Linked DNA regions of Homo sapiens: region 1 is linked to region 2. Evidence: chromatin contacts called from ENCODE Hi-C data. All regions are on one chromosome and are shown on one strand. The core of a region is the stretch at or near the end of the contact, and the rest is flanking DNA. Distances in the headings are between cores, read along the strand shown.

Evidence for each region. Hi-C counts contacts between places; a loop is a spot of excess contacts on that map. Pooled maps may share reads with other maps.
Region 1: a map of CD4-positive, alpha-beta T cell shows a loop between it and region 2 (4-fold over the local background). The contact joins the promoter of RPL29 here to the promoter of SPCS1 in region 2. A Hi-C loop is called at or near these places in 1 of 168 maps with a recorded cell type or tissue (CD4-positive, alpha-beta T cell), 1 of 37 single-sample maps with no recorded cell type and 6 of 50 pooled maps.

The regions. Positions count from the first base shown.
Region 1 is chr3:51,994,419-52,000,679 of GRCh38, forward strand. RPL29 (ribosomal protein L29) reads right to left here and starts at 1,477. Exons shown (of 4, transcript NM_000992.3): 1 at 1,439-1,477; 2 at 1,007-1,051; 3 at 624-688. The coding sequence starts at 1,043. RefSeq lists an enhancer at 1,422-1,581.
Region 2 is chr3:52,702,173-52,708,301 of GRCh38, forward strand. SPCS1 (signal peptidase complex subunit 1) reads left to right here and starts at 3,934. Exons shown (of 4, transcript NM_014041.5): 1 at 3,934-4,110; 2 at 4,472-4,531; 3 at 4,621-4,707; 4 at 5,515-6,129. The coding sequence starts at 4,075. The coding sequence ends at 5,640. It overlaps GLT8D1 (glycosyltransferase 8 domain containing 1), which reads right to left and starts at 3,619. Exons shown (of 10, transcript NM_018446.4): 1 at 3,275-3,619. RefSeq lists silencers at 3,346-3,515, 5,702-5,791 and an enhancer at 5,462-5,531.

The DNA.
Region 1 (6,261 bases), core at 227-2,726, 710 kb before region 2:
CAAGTTTTTTCCTGACATCCCCTCAGGGACACCCCCTCCCCTCTTTAGAAGAAGGTGTCAATTAAATACCAAGTCTGGTCCAAAAGACTTATAGCCAAGGTGGGATATGGGGAAACTGAGGCTCAGAGTTTGTGATTCACTCCACGGAACAGAGAGCAAAAGTAAAGGGAAGGAACAGACTGGGGACATGCTCAGCTCTCCCCTAGACCCTCCAGCCTTCTCAGCTAATCCTTAGAACCCCCTGACACAGGAAGAGAAGCTGACCCCAACTCCAGCACTGGGTCAGATGGAGGTCATAAGGCTGGTCAGTGTGGGAATGTGCCCTGCACGCACTCAGACAAGGCCACTCCTTACCCTAAGTGCCACTGCCAAGCAAGGGAGATAGCCAAACTGCCCTCAGGAGGCAGGTTACACCCTGACCAGAGGGTTACACTTCAGGCTGTGGAGACCAAGGAAAGCTTTATTATGGGTCTGGTAGGGTAGAAAAAGGAATTGCAGGCTTTGGGTGGGCCAGTTAGGCTGTGCTCAGGCAGAAGCCAAAGCTAGAGAAAAACTACATGAGAGGCCTTGACTGTGCACCTGGAACCAAGAAAAGACACTTCCATGTGATTCAGTGCACTCACCCCCTTAAGAGATTCGTATCTTTGTGATCGGGGTTTCTTGATACCATTTCTGTGCCATTTTCGGGCTGTGGGAGAAAAAAAGGGAATTAAGCCAACAAAGAACTTTCCTCTAATAAGACCACCCAACATCACAGCTGGCAAGTCTGGGAGAACCAACACTTCCTACAGCAGCTACACTTGAGATATGGGAAACCCTTACTACTAAATGCAAAACACTCTGTATCTCAAGTAGATCTCTAAACCTATAAACCCTAAAGTTATTACTGGGTGAAATCAATCAGCCTCAGGCCCACAATGGAAACGTGCCCCTTCATCTCTGTCCCAGTTTGCCTGAACCAGTCCTTGCCAGGGTCTGGGATGTAGGCAGGGCCCAAAAAACTTACACTGGTTGTGTGTGGTGTGGTTCTTGGACTTGGCCATGTCTGCACCTGGAAGACAAAAGTGGAGATCAGGGTTAAGGGCTCGCCAGGCTGGGCCACCTCTGCCCCCCCCATTCTGGTCAGAATGAGCCTGCAGGCAGAGAATGTGCAGCCTCCACGAGTCTCGGCTTACTCTGCACGACCAAACGCCAGTCCTGGCCTCCCAAACCCAGGTAATGATGCCCTGAAATCAACTCCTTACCCCCGGAAAGCTGCATTCCCCAATAAAGTGGCTTTCCCTGCCATCCCCCTCCTAGGACCTAGAAGCACCATTCCCACCCCGCAGCTTTTGCTCCCGACAGACACACGGTCGGTCACCAGTCCTCTCCGCAGCCCGCGCCCCGCCGCCACCCGTAAGTCGCGGATGGCATCGGATGCCGCGCGGCCAACACTCACCATAAGCCGCGGCTCCCGAAGCGCCTAGAACCGGAAGAGAAAGGGGCTGCGGTGCAGCACGGGAAATAGGGTCAACAACGCCGGAAAGTACTACTGGAAAAGCTTCCCCAGGCTCCGCGAAGAAAAGTTCCGAAGCCCGGAAGAACGCAAGCCAGACGTGGAGGCGGTGCTACGAGCTTGCCTCCGCCCCCTTCAGGCTGCCTCCTCCCTTCTCTGTTTCTCCAGGACCTGTCTCTTAAGTCTTATTCAAGATACTGAAAAAGAAAGGAGTCCTTGAGGGATGTTGTTGGGCAAGAAGATCTGTGTTCTTTTTCTTTTTTTTTTTTTTTGAGACGGAGTTTCGCTCTTCCACCGAGGCTGGAGGGCAGTGGCACAATCTCGGCCCACTGCAACCTCCGCCTTCCGGTTTCAAGCGATTCTCTTGCCTCAGCCTCCCGAGTAGCTGGGATTACAGGCGCCCACCACCACGCCCGGCTAATTTTTACATTTTTAGTAGAGACGGGGTTTCACCATGTTGGCCAGGCTGGTCTCGAACTCCTGACCTCGCGATCCGCTCGCCTCTGTCCCCCAAAGTGCTGGGATTACAGGCGTGAGCCACCGCACCTGGCCGATCTGTGTTCTTAAAAGCACCCCTGTAATCCCAGCACTTTGGGAGGCTGAGGTGGGCGGATCACGAGGTCAGGAGTTCCAGACCAGCCTGGACAACATGGTGAAACCCCATCTCTACTAAAAATCCAAAAAAAAAAAAAAAAAAAAAAAAAAAATTCACGGGGCGTGGTGGCACGTGCCTGTAATCCCAGCTACTCTGGAGGCTGAGGCAGGAGAATTGCTTGAATCTGGGAGGTGGAGGTTGCAGTGAGCCAAGATCGCACCATTGCACTCCAGCCTGGGCTACAGGGCGAGACTCTGTCTCAAAAAAAAAAAAGAAAAGCACGCCTGACTCTTTCGTGGAGAAGGAGCAGAGGGGAGGAAGGAGAGAGGGCTGCCTGGACCTGAGGGAGGACAGTGGGAATGCAGAGGAGTGGACAAAGAAAGAGTACTGGACTTGGGACACAGAAGATGAGGGAGAAAAAGGAGGCAAGGATAGCCCCTATGTCTTTGGCTTGACAACTGGGTGAATGGTGGGCTGTTTACAGAGATGGAAGATTGAGTGGGGAGCAGGGGCTTTGTTTGTTTTGTTTTGAGGGGGAATGATGAGCCAGATATTTTTGTTGGATGCATTAAATGTGAGATGCCTGTTGGACATCAGAATTGAGAAATTGTTGCCTCTAACAACTCTGTTGCCTTCTCCACCTCTTCCCCCTATAGTTCATTTTCCACACGGCAGTGGGGCTTGGGGACTTGTTTTAAGATACAAATCAGATCCTGTCCCTTAAATCTGCAAGGACATCCCCTTGCATTGAAGATCAATTCTTTACCCACTTGACCCTGACAACCTCTGTCATTTACTTCTCTCCAAACGCATTGCCTTTCTTTCCTGCCAACCACAAATGTGTGTTCTGCCTCAGGACCTTTGCACTTGCTATCCCAGCCACCTGGACTGCCCTTCTCCCTGCTTTTTGGATGGTGTGCTCTTTCCTATAGAGGCCTCCCTGGACTCCATTATCTAAAATAGAGAACCACTGCCTCATCTCACCAGTGATTCTGTGTCCTCTCATGGTTTCCTTTCTTTTCTATTCTTTTTTTTTTTTTCTTTTTTTTAGACAGTCTCACTCTGTCTCCCAGGCTGGAGTGCAGTGGTGCGATCTCAGCTCACTGCAACCTCTGCCTCCCGGGTTCAAGCGATTCTCCTGCCTCAGCCTCCTGAGTAGCTGGGATTACGGGCGCACACCACCACTCCCAGCTAATTTTTAAAGAATTATTTTTAGTAGAGACGGGTTTTCACCATGTTGGCCAGGCTGGTGTTGAACTCCTGACCTCAGGTGGTCTGCCCGCCTCGGCCTCCCAAAGTGCTGGGATTACAGGCGTAAGCCACCGTGCCCGGCCATGGTTTGCTTTCTTTATAGAACTTTCCCAGACTCTAATTGCATTGTTTACTTAGTTGTGTATGTGTCCATTATCATAGGAGCCCAGAGTTTGGGACTGGTTTGATCACCTTCATTTTCCCACTGCCTAACTCAGCATAATGTAGATAGAGCAAGAGCTTAATAAACACATGCCCAGTGAACGTTCCTTGACAAGCCAGGTTCGTGGAGTGACAGACGCATACTGCAGAGGTTTAGGGAGTGAAGCGGAAAGGAGGTTGTGGAGGCAGGACATGTGGATGACTCATTACCAAAGCATTCCTGAGAAAGGGGAGAGAATTCTGACAGGTGTGAGTTGGGAGAATGAAAAGCAGGCTTATATACTGATGGATGATCTGGTGCCAAGAAAGAAACAGCTGAGCCCAGAGGAGAGTGTCTCTGCAGGAATAAAGTCCCTGTGGGGTGCTGAGCACAGGTAGAGAACCTGGTGGGCAAAGACAGGGGCTACAGGAGGTGGGGGTGGTGTGATGCCTGACAGCAAGTCAGGACTTCAGCTCAGGAAGTTGAAGAGGTGGCTGTGGAGACTGGGACAGGGAGGAGGAGGTCTGACTGCCACATCCTTGAGAAAGAGAAGCCAGCAGGGTAGAGGCTGACAGCGGGGGCAGTGATGACTTTATTTATTTACTTTTATTTATTTTATTTATTTATTTATTTATTTTGAGACAGAGTTTTGCTCTCATTGCCCAGGCTGGAGTGCAATGGCGCGATGTTGGCTCACTGCAACCTCCACCTCCTGGGTTCAAACGATTCTATTGCCTCAGCCTCCCGAGTAGCTGGGATTACAGGCACCTGCCACCATGCCCAGCTAATTTTTGTGTTTTTAGTAGAGACGGGGTTCTACCATGTTGGCAATGCTGGTCTCGAACTCCTGACCTCAGGTGATCCACACTCCTTGGCCTCCCAAAGTGCTGGGATTACAGGCGTGAGCCTGTAATCCATGTCCAGCCTGTGATGACTTTAAAAGAACCAGGCTGCCCTGCTATGTGGCCTTCCAGCTGGGTAGCGACTCCCGCAGCTCCTAAAAAGTGAGTAGTGACTTGGTTTAGCTAGACTGTTACGACAGAGGCAGAAAAAGCAGTGAGCAGAAAGCCACGGTCTGACGGGGGAGGCAGATTCAGAGATGGACGATGGTCATGCAGTACCACTGGGGCTGTGTTAGGGATTGGCCCAGAGTTAAATCCCAGCTGTTAGGCAAGGGGGAGTCAGTGACAAGAATGAGGAACTTTGGCTGTGACCTGAGGGGACCTGTCCAGGAGCCAAAGGGGACCATGACCTGGAGCCACTGACCTGTCATGCTTTTCTTTTCTTTTTCTTTTTTTTTGAGACAGAGTTTTGCTGTTGTTGCCCAGGCTGGAGTGCAATGACACGATCTCAGTTCACTGCAACCTCCGCCTCCCCAGTTCAAGCGATTCTCCTGGCTCAGCCTCCTGAGTAGCTGGGATTACAGGCGCCTGCCATCACACCCAGCTAATTTTTGTATTTTTAGTAGAGATGAGTTTTCACCATGTTGGTCAGGCTGGTCTTGAACTCCTAACCTCAAGTGATCCACCCACCTTGGCCTCCCAAAATGCTGGGATTACAGGCGTGACCAACCACGCCTAGTCCCTGTCATGCTTTTCAAAGTGGGATGGATGGTAGGGTCATCCATGTCTATAAAGATAGTATTCTTTCTAGGGATAGTTTTCTTTATTTCTCCCTTCCTTCCTTTCTTCCTCCCTCCCTCCCTCCCTCCTTTCTTTCTTTTCTTCCTCCCTCCCTTTTTCACTCCTCTCTTTCATAAATGGAAACTTACACTATATGAACTCTTCTGTAACCTGATTTTATGCATTTAGTCATAATTTGTGGACATCTTTCTCTGCTCATGAAAATCTTTTGTAATCTTAATCTATTTTACATATTTTGAAACATTATTTTGAGAAGAGGTCAATAAATATCACCATATGTCAATGGAGTCTCTGGCACACACATACAAAAAGGCAAAGAACTTAACCTTTCCTCTAGGGTTGACACACTCTCACCCTCCATGAGTGAGTGGTTCTTGCTCCATCTCAAATCTGCCTGGAGGCCGGGCTCCACTTGCCTCCTCCATGGAGTAGACTTGGGCAGAGCCACTATCTGGACTCAGCAGAGCATAAGCCAGGTCTCTCTCAAATGCCTTGGGCACAAGGCAGAGAAAGATGTGAGCCTGGGTGACAAGATAGGGCTGGATGGGGCTGGATGTGATCAGCCCAACCCATGTGGCCTGCAAGGGTGTTGTCTTGACCAGGCCTTGTCCAGACCCATTACCCAATTCAAAGCCCGAGTAGGATCCCATAGTGTCTCCTCAGCAAAGTGATGGGGTTGGAGACCCCTGGGGTTGTTTTTGCAGTTCCTGTCACAGTCCCAGGAGTATATGGGGACCTGATACATGTTTGAGGAGTTAAATGTGCACATTTCACAAATCCAGGAAGATGACAGAATCAGGGTGGAGAAGCCAGCTGGCCTGGAGGGATTTCTCAGAGATAAGAGTCAGCTCTTCTCCTGGACCCAGAGCCTTGCTTGCCAAGCCTCAGTTCCCAGCGTAACGTGGGGATAAAAATAGTAATAACCTCTTGGGGCTAAACTGGATAATTTGAGTAAAGCACAGAACACTATGTTAAGTACACAGTAGGTGCTCAATCATTGTTAGTCCCATCCATGCATCTTCCCCACAAGGCCTCAGGTGAGGGAGACGGGGCTTGGGGAAAGAAAATCAGTGGCAAGTGGATGCTAAAAATAAGGACAAGATCCAAGGAACAACAAGAGAAAGCCAAGGTGGAG
Region 2 (6,129 bases), core at 2,684-5,183:
GGAAAATTGTGTGCCTACCAGGCACTTAATTTCTCAAGGCCTTTGTAAAGAAGAGAAATATGTTGAAAAACTGTTTAAAAAATTGGGGGCTGGGCACTGTGGCTCATGCCTATAATCCCAAAATGAAAACAACAAGGCTAACGCGGGCAGATCACCTGAGCTGAGGAGTTCAAGACCAGCCTGGGTAACATTGTGAAAGCTCATCTCTACAAAATATACAAAAATTAGCCAGGCATGGTGACGTGCATCTGTAGTCCCAAGCATTTGGGAGGCTAAGGCAGGAGGATCCCCTGAGCCAGGGAGGTCAAGGCTGCAGTAAGCCATATTCATGCCACTGCACTCCAGCCTGGGTGACAAAGCGACACCCTGTCTCAAAAAAATAAAAAATAAAAAGCAATAAAAACTGTGGATCAGCCAGGCACTGTGGCTGATACCCATAATCCCAACTATTCAGGTGGCTGGGGTGGGAGGCTGCCTGAGCCCAGGAGTTCCAGACCAGCCTGAGCAACATAGTATGACCATCCCCCAACCCCATATCTAAAAAAAATTTTTTTTAAAAATGGGATCACAGGCCAGATTACAAATTAGGGGGAAAATACACATCTTTCTTTCTTTCCTTTTTTTTTTTTTTCGAGACAGAGTCTGGCTCTGTCAGCCAGGCTGCAGTGCAGTGGTGCCGTCTTGGCTCACTGCAACCTCTGCCTCTCAGATTCAAGCAATTCTTGTGCCTCAACCTCCCGAGTAGCAGGGACTACAGGTGTGCGCCACCACGCCCAGCTAATTTTAATAGAGAGAGGGTTTCACCATGTTGGCCAGGCTGGTCTCGAACTCCTGACCTCAGGTGATCCACCTGCCTCGGCCTTCCAAAGTGCTGGGATTACAGGCCTGAGCCACCAGGCCCAGCCCACACACACCTTTCCAAAGCAGTATATATGAAGTACAACGTGTCAGTGAACTTCTTCTCATATACATCAGGGCGCCGTGGCTCACGTCTGTAATCCCAGCACTTTGGGAGGCCAAGGCAGGTGGATCAAGAGGTCAGGAGTTCGAGACCAGCCTGTCCAAGATGGTGAAACCCCATCTCTACTAAAAATACAAAAAATTAGCCAGGCATGGTGGCAGGTGCCTGTAATCCCAGCTATTTGAGAGGCTGAGGCAAGAGAATCCCTTGAACCCGGGAGGCGGAGGTTGCAGTGAGCTGAGACCGTGCCACTGCACTCCAGCCTGGGCAACAGAGTAAGACTCTGTCTCAAAAAAAAAAAAAAAAAAAGAGAAGTATATACATCAGTATATACCCTAAGTCATATGCCTCTATCACATTATGGGCTGACCTTATCTACAGAAGCTGGCAGAGGGGAGCTGTTCGGACAAAGCCCCAACATCTGCCTGCGATGAGGCAACTTCCACCACCACTGAGAAAACGATCTTGCACTCAAATAAATCCCACTTAATTAATGGTACAAGAGATAATGTTTTTAGTTTCTTGACTTCCAGTTAGCAGTTACGGGATCAAGAGGCACACTTGGCTGGAAACAAGAAAAACACAATTCTATCAAGTATCTGACATACTTAAGTAGACTGGCAAGGCAGAAACCAGTTGCTCCTAAAACTTCCACAGTTACCTACATGCAAAACGCCAGTTATCATGGAGTACGTCTAATCCATATTGTCTTTCCTGGGGCTATTCCTGGTAAGAGAGCTTTCCTGATCTGGTTAGAAGGAATTCTCAAAACGAAATTGCACACAGACGCTGGATCTGTAATAGTTAACTACATTTTCGTAAGAGTATATAATTGTGTACAATTTGATTAGCAACACAGTTGGTCCTCAGTATCAGTCGGGGATTGGCTCCAGGACTCCCCATGTATACAAAAATTCACGGATGCTCAAGTCCCTTATGTAAAATGGCATATTACAGTCAGCCCTCTGTATCTGTAATTTCAGTCCGTGGTTGGTTGAATCCAAGGATACAAAACTGTGGATACAAAAAAAAAAGACCGCACTGGCCGGGCGCGGTGGCTCATGCCTGTAATCCCAGCACTTTGGAAGGCCGAGGTGGGTGGATCACTTGAGGTCAGGCGTTTGAGACTAGTCTGGCCAACACAGTGAAACCCCGTCTCCACTAAAATCACAAAAATTAGCCGGGCGTGGTGGCGCATGCCTGTAATCCCAGCTACTCAGAAGGCTGAGGCAGGACAATCCCTTGAACCCAGGAGGCGGAGGTTGCAGTGAGCCGCGATCGCACCACTGCACTCCAGCCTGGGCAACAGAGCGAGTCTTCGCCTCAAAAAAAAAAAAAAAAAAAAAAAAAGACCACACAGAGATATATCTATTTATACACACAACAGAAAGTCTCTTCAAACACACCAAGAAATACAGAGCATGAGAAGGAAACAGGAATAAACTCTTGCCCATCCCTCTTTCTGCCTTCTACACGTCCTGAGTCCTTCTGAGGTCAGAAAAGTGTCAAACGTGTCTGCATTTTACTGTTTGGTCTCTGCCACGTGCAAGGATGAAAGGGCACTGAGGATATACAAACACTTTCTCCTACCCTTTCATCTGGCTGGCTCCCACTTGGCATTCAAAGGTCAAGGTAGCCTCCTCCAAACTCCACGTTGAGCTGCACCTCCCCTGAGCTCCCACATCTGGGCCTCCCTCTCCCAGGGCTAATCCAGCTGTCATGTATTTCTGGCGTGATGTGGCTGTCTCCCTTGACACGCTCTGGGCTCTTCCAAGGCAACAGCCTGGTCTTGGTAACAACCGTGTCCTCGGTCTGCTGTCTGGCACAAACAAGGTGCCGTGAATATTTGCTGGTTGCATGAATGAGGACAGCAGTCCCACCCTGTCCCGGGAGTGCCTAGAATTCCACTGTTTGTGGCCAACCCAGAATACATAACCTGGGGGCCGGAGAGCCAGCTGGGACCCAGAGGCCCGGGTTCCTCAGAACGGTTTCTCTCCAAAACGTGGGCATCCCACCTGGCTGACGGTAACGGAGGAGGGTCTAAGATTTAGAGATACACCAGCCTTGAAAGAGAGGCTGAGTGAACCTTTGGCTGGCCTCTATCGGGAGGGCCCAGCCTGGGTCTGTGAGGGTCAGTAAAGCCGGCCACAATGTGAGAGGGCTGAGTTCGGGAGCCCCCAGATGAGGGACTTTCTACGCGGATGAGAGGGACAGCCGAGCACCAGGGTCCCCTCTCCAAGGGAATTCTCTCTGTTGTGGATGCCGCCTAGGGTAGCCCCCCTAAATTCCAAGGGTCAGTAGGGCCCCCCTTACACTTTGAAGTGATCGGAAAGTGATGTGACGCTCCGGGGATCCCACCAGGCTCAGAGATACCCCTGGTTAGGGCTCCGACAAGTCGTTCCCCTCAAAGGCTCGCCGCGGCCGCCCTTACTGCAGGCGATGGAGGAGATGCGGATGCAGCCCGCGCCCCGACCCGCCCTGCCAGCTCAGCGCCCGCGCCGCAGGCCCCGGAGCCCAGCCCGTTGTCTGGCCGCCCGCGTTCCCTGCACGCTGGGCCGAGCACACTTGCCCTCTAGCTCCGTGGCAGCCGCGCAGCCCCACTACGCCCAGCCAGCCCGCAGCGGTAACCGCTAGAGCGTCGCGCCAAGCAGGCGCCGCGGGGCAGCCCTGCCGCCGGGGTCCTCGCAGGGAAAAAGGCCGTCGCCATGGAGACGCGGGGGCGCCGGCGGCCGTTGGGCCGCGCAAGTACTGTCAAGGACAGTTTTCGGGACGGGGGACGCGGCTCCAGGCACCCAACAGCACTGACGGCGAACACTTCACGGGCGCGCGATGCCTCGACAAGGCGGCCGCCACCACCACCTCAGCTGCCCTCGCGGGCAGCACGGCGCGGCAAAAGCGCACGTCGCCTAGCGATGGCGCGGGGCGGGGACACGGGCTGTACCGGCCCGTCGGAGACTTCCGCTTCCGGGGCCGCCGCCATCGCTCTCCCGGGCTTAGAAGGCCCGGCTACTGACGCGCAGTGCCAGACCTTACCCCTCACGGTCCTTAAGTCTCGGTCGCCCTCGCCTCGCAGCCTGCCACCCGCGCTCAGCTGCCCGCCTCCTCAGCCAGCCATGCTGGAGCATCTGAGCTCGCTGCCCACGCAGATGGTGAGGGCGCAACCCGGGGACCTCTGCACGCCGTTCTTGTGCCTGGCAGCTTCGAAGCCCATGTTGGAGCACCGACCCGGTGCTGCGCTGTTCCGGGCCCGGATGGTTACCGTCCACCCTCTTTCCCGAATTGCCTCCTGGGTCCCCTTCTCTTCTACTCCGCGAGAATCTCCTGTCCATTCTCCGTGAGGGTGTTTCAGTTCCTCCCGGGAAGCCCAGAATTTAATATCTTGCCCAGGCCCTTAGGAGAGCGGGAGACCCTGATGTTGGGGTTACCCTGTGCCAGAGTTGTGAGGTCAGGGCAGGAATTGTATGTTCTCGGCGGTGGAACCAATTCTTTTTTTCCTCTGCTTCACCCCAGGATTACAAGGGCCAGAAGCTAGCTGAACAGATGTTTCAGGGAATTATTCTTTTTTCTGCAGTAAGTATTGGTTTTACATTTAATCTCCGCCCCCGCCTCCCTCCCAACCCTCAGTTTGAGTGTGTTTAATATACTTCATTTGTCTCTAGATAGTTGGATTTATCTACGGGTACGTGGCTGAACAGTTCGGGTGGACTGTCTATATAGTTATGGCCGGATTTGCTTTTTCATGTTTGGTAAGAAATTTGTGGGTATTAGTGGCAGCTTGGGTTTTGTGAGTCGGGTTGGTTTGGTTAGACCTACTCAGTAGTGAGACCCAAAGCCAACGTTTCCCTCATCCTTCCAAACAGCGTTTCCCTTTGCTATCATTGGAAAAGTAGAATGCCAAAATAGTGTCAGATGGTGCGAACTATATAAAAGGACACAGCTTATTTCCTTTGGCGGCTACTCTGGCTAATAATCTTAAGGTCAAAGCCAGCAGGAGTTTTCATGGTGCTCACGTTGTCCCTTCACCTTTTATTTATTTATTTATTTAAATTTTTTGAGACGGAGTTTCACTCTTGTTGCCCAGGCTGCAGTGCACTGGGGCGATTTCGGCTCACTGCACCTTCTGCCTCCCGGGTTTAATAGATTTTCCTGCCTCAGCCTCCCGAGTAGCTGTGACTACAGGAGCCCACCACCACACCCAGCTAATTTTTGTATTTTTAGTAAAGACAGGGCTTCACTGTGTTGGCCAGGCTGGTCTCAAGCAATCCGCCCACCTTGGCCTCCCAGAGTGCTTGGATTACAGGCGAGAGCCACCACGCCTGGCCCCCACCTTTCTTTTAGGTCTTAAAGCCATTTGTATAGGCAGTGAGCCTGTTCCCATCATCATACAGTATTTTGCATGGATGGTGGCACAGAGCCTTTATAGGAATATGGATTTTTTTTTTTGTTTTTTTGTTCCCTCAGCATAGGAGTCATTTGGGAACCTGGCATTATACGTAATGATTTTTTAAACTTTTAATAGCTATAATTTATGCATTTCCTCTTTTCTGGCCCAGCTGACACTTCCTCCATGGCCCATCTATCGCCGGCATCCTCTCAAGTGGTTACCTGTTCAAGAATCAAGCACAGACGACAAGAAACCAGGGGAAAGAAAAATTAAGAGGCATGCTAAAAATAATTGAGGTTTTCATGATTCAGCACCTGCTTTTGTTTCTGTGAGATGAGCTAAATTGCTTTCATACCCCAGATAAGAGCTAAAACCACCTAATGCTCTTATGGCACAGCTGTGTATAGATTTAGTTCTCTTTATACTTCATTTCTAGCCCAGTTGGGTTTTGATTTATATAAGTAGTTTAGACCTTCTCTTCATAATCTTGCTCTGAGATGGGGAACAGAACACACAAGTATGAAGTTTCTTTCAGGTGTAAATAATGAAAAATAAATGCCTCATAAATGATAGTACAATGTAACTATCAAAGTTTTATAATTCATTATGAGTTAACCATTTTAATGTTTCCAATTAAACCTCATAGTGCAAGTTCTTTGTCTAAAGGGTCTTCTGTTGATTATTCTGCAAGGAAGATAATTAATAAAAGCCTAAGTTAGAAGTTCGTGCTTCTGGCCAGGTGCAGTGGCTCTCACCTATAATCCCAGCACTTGAGGAGGCTAAG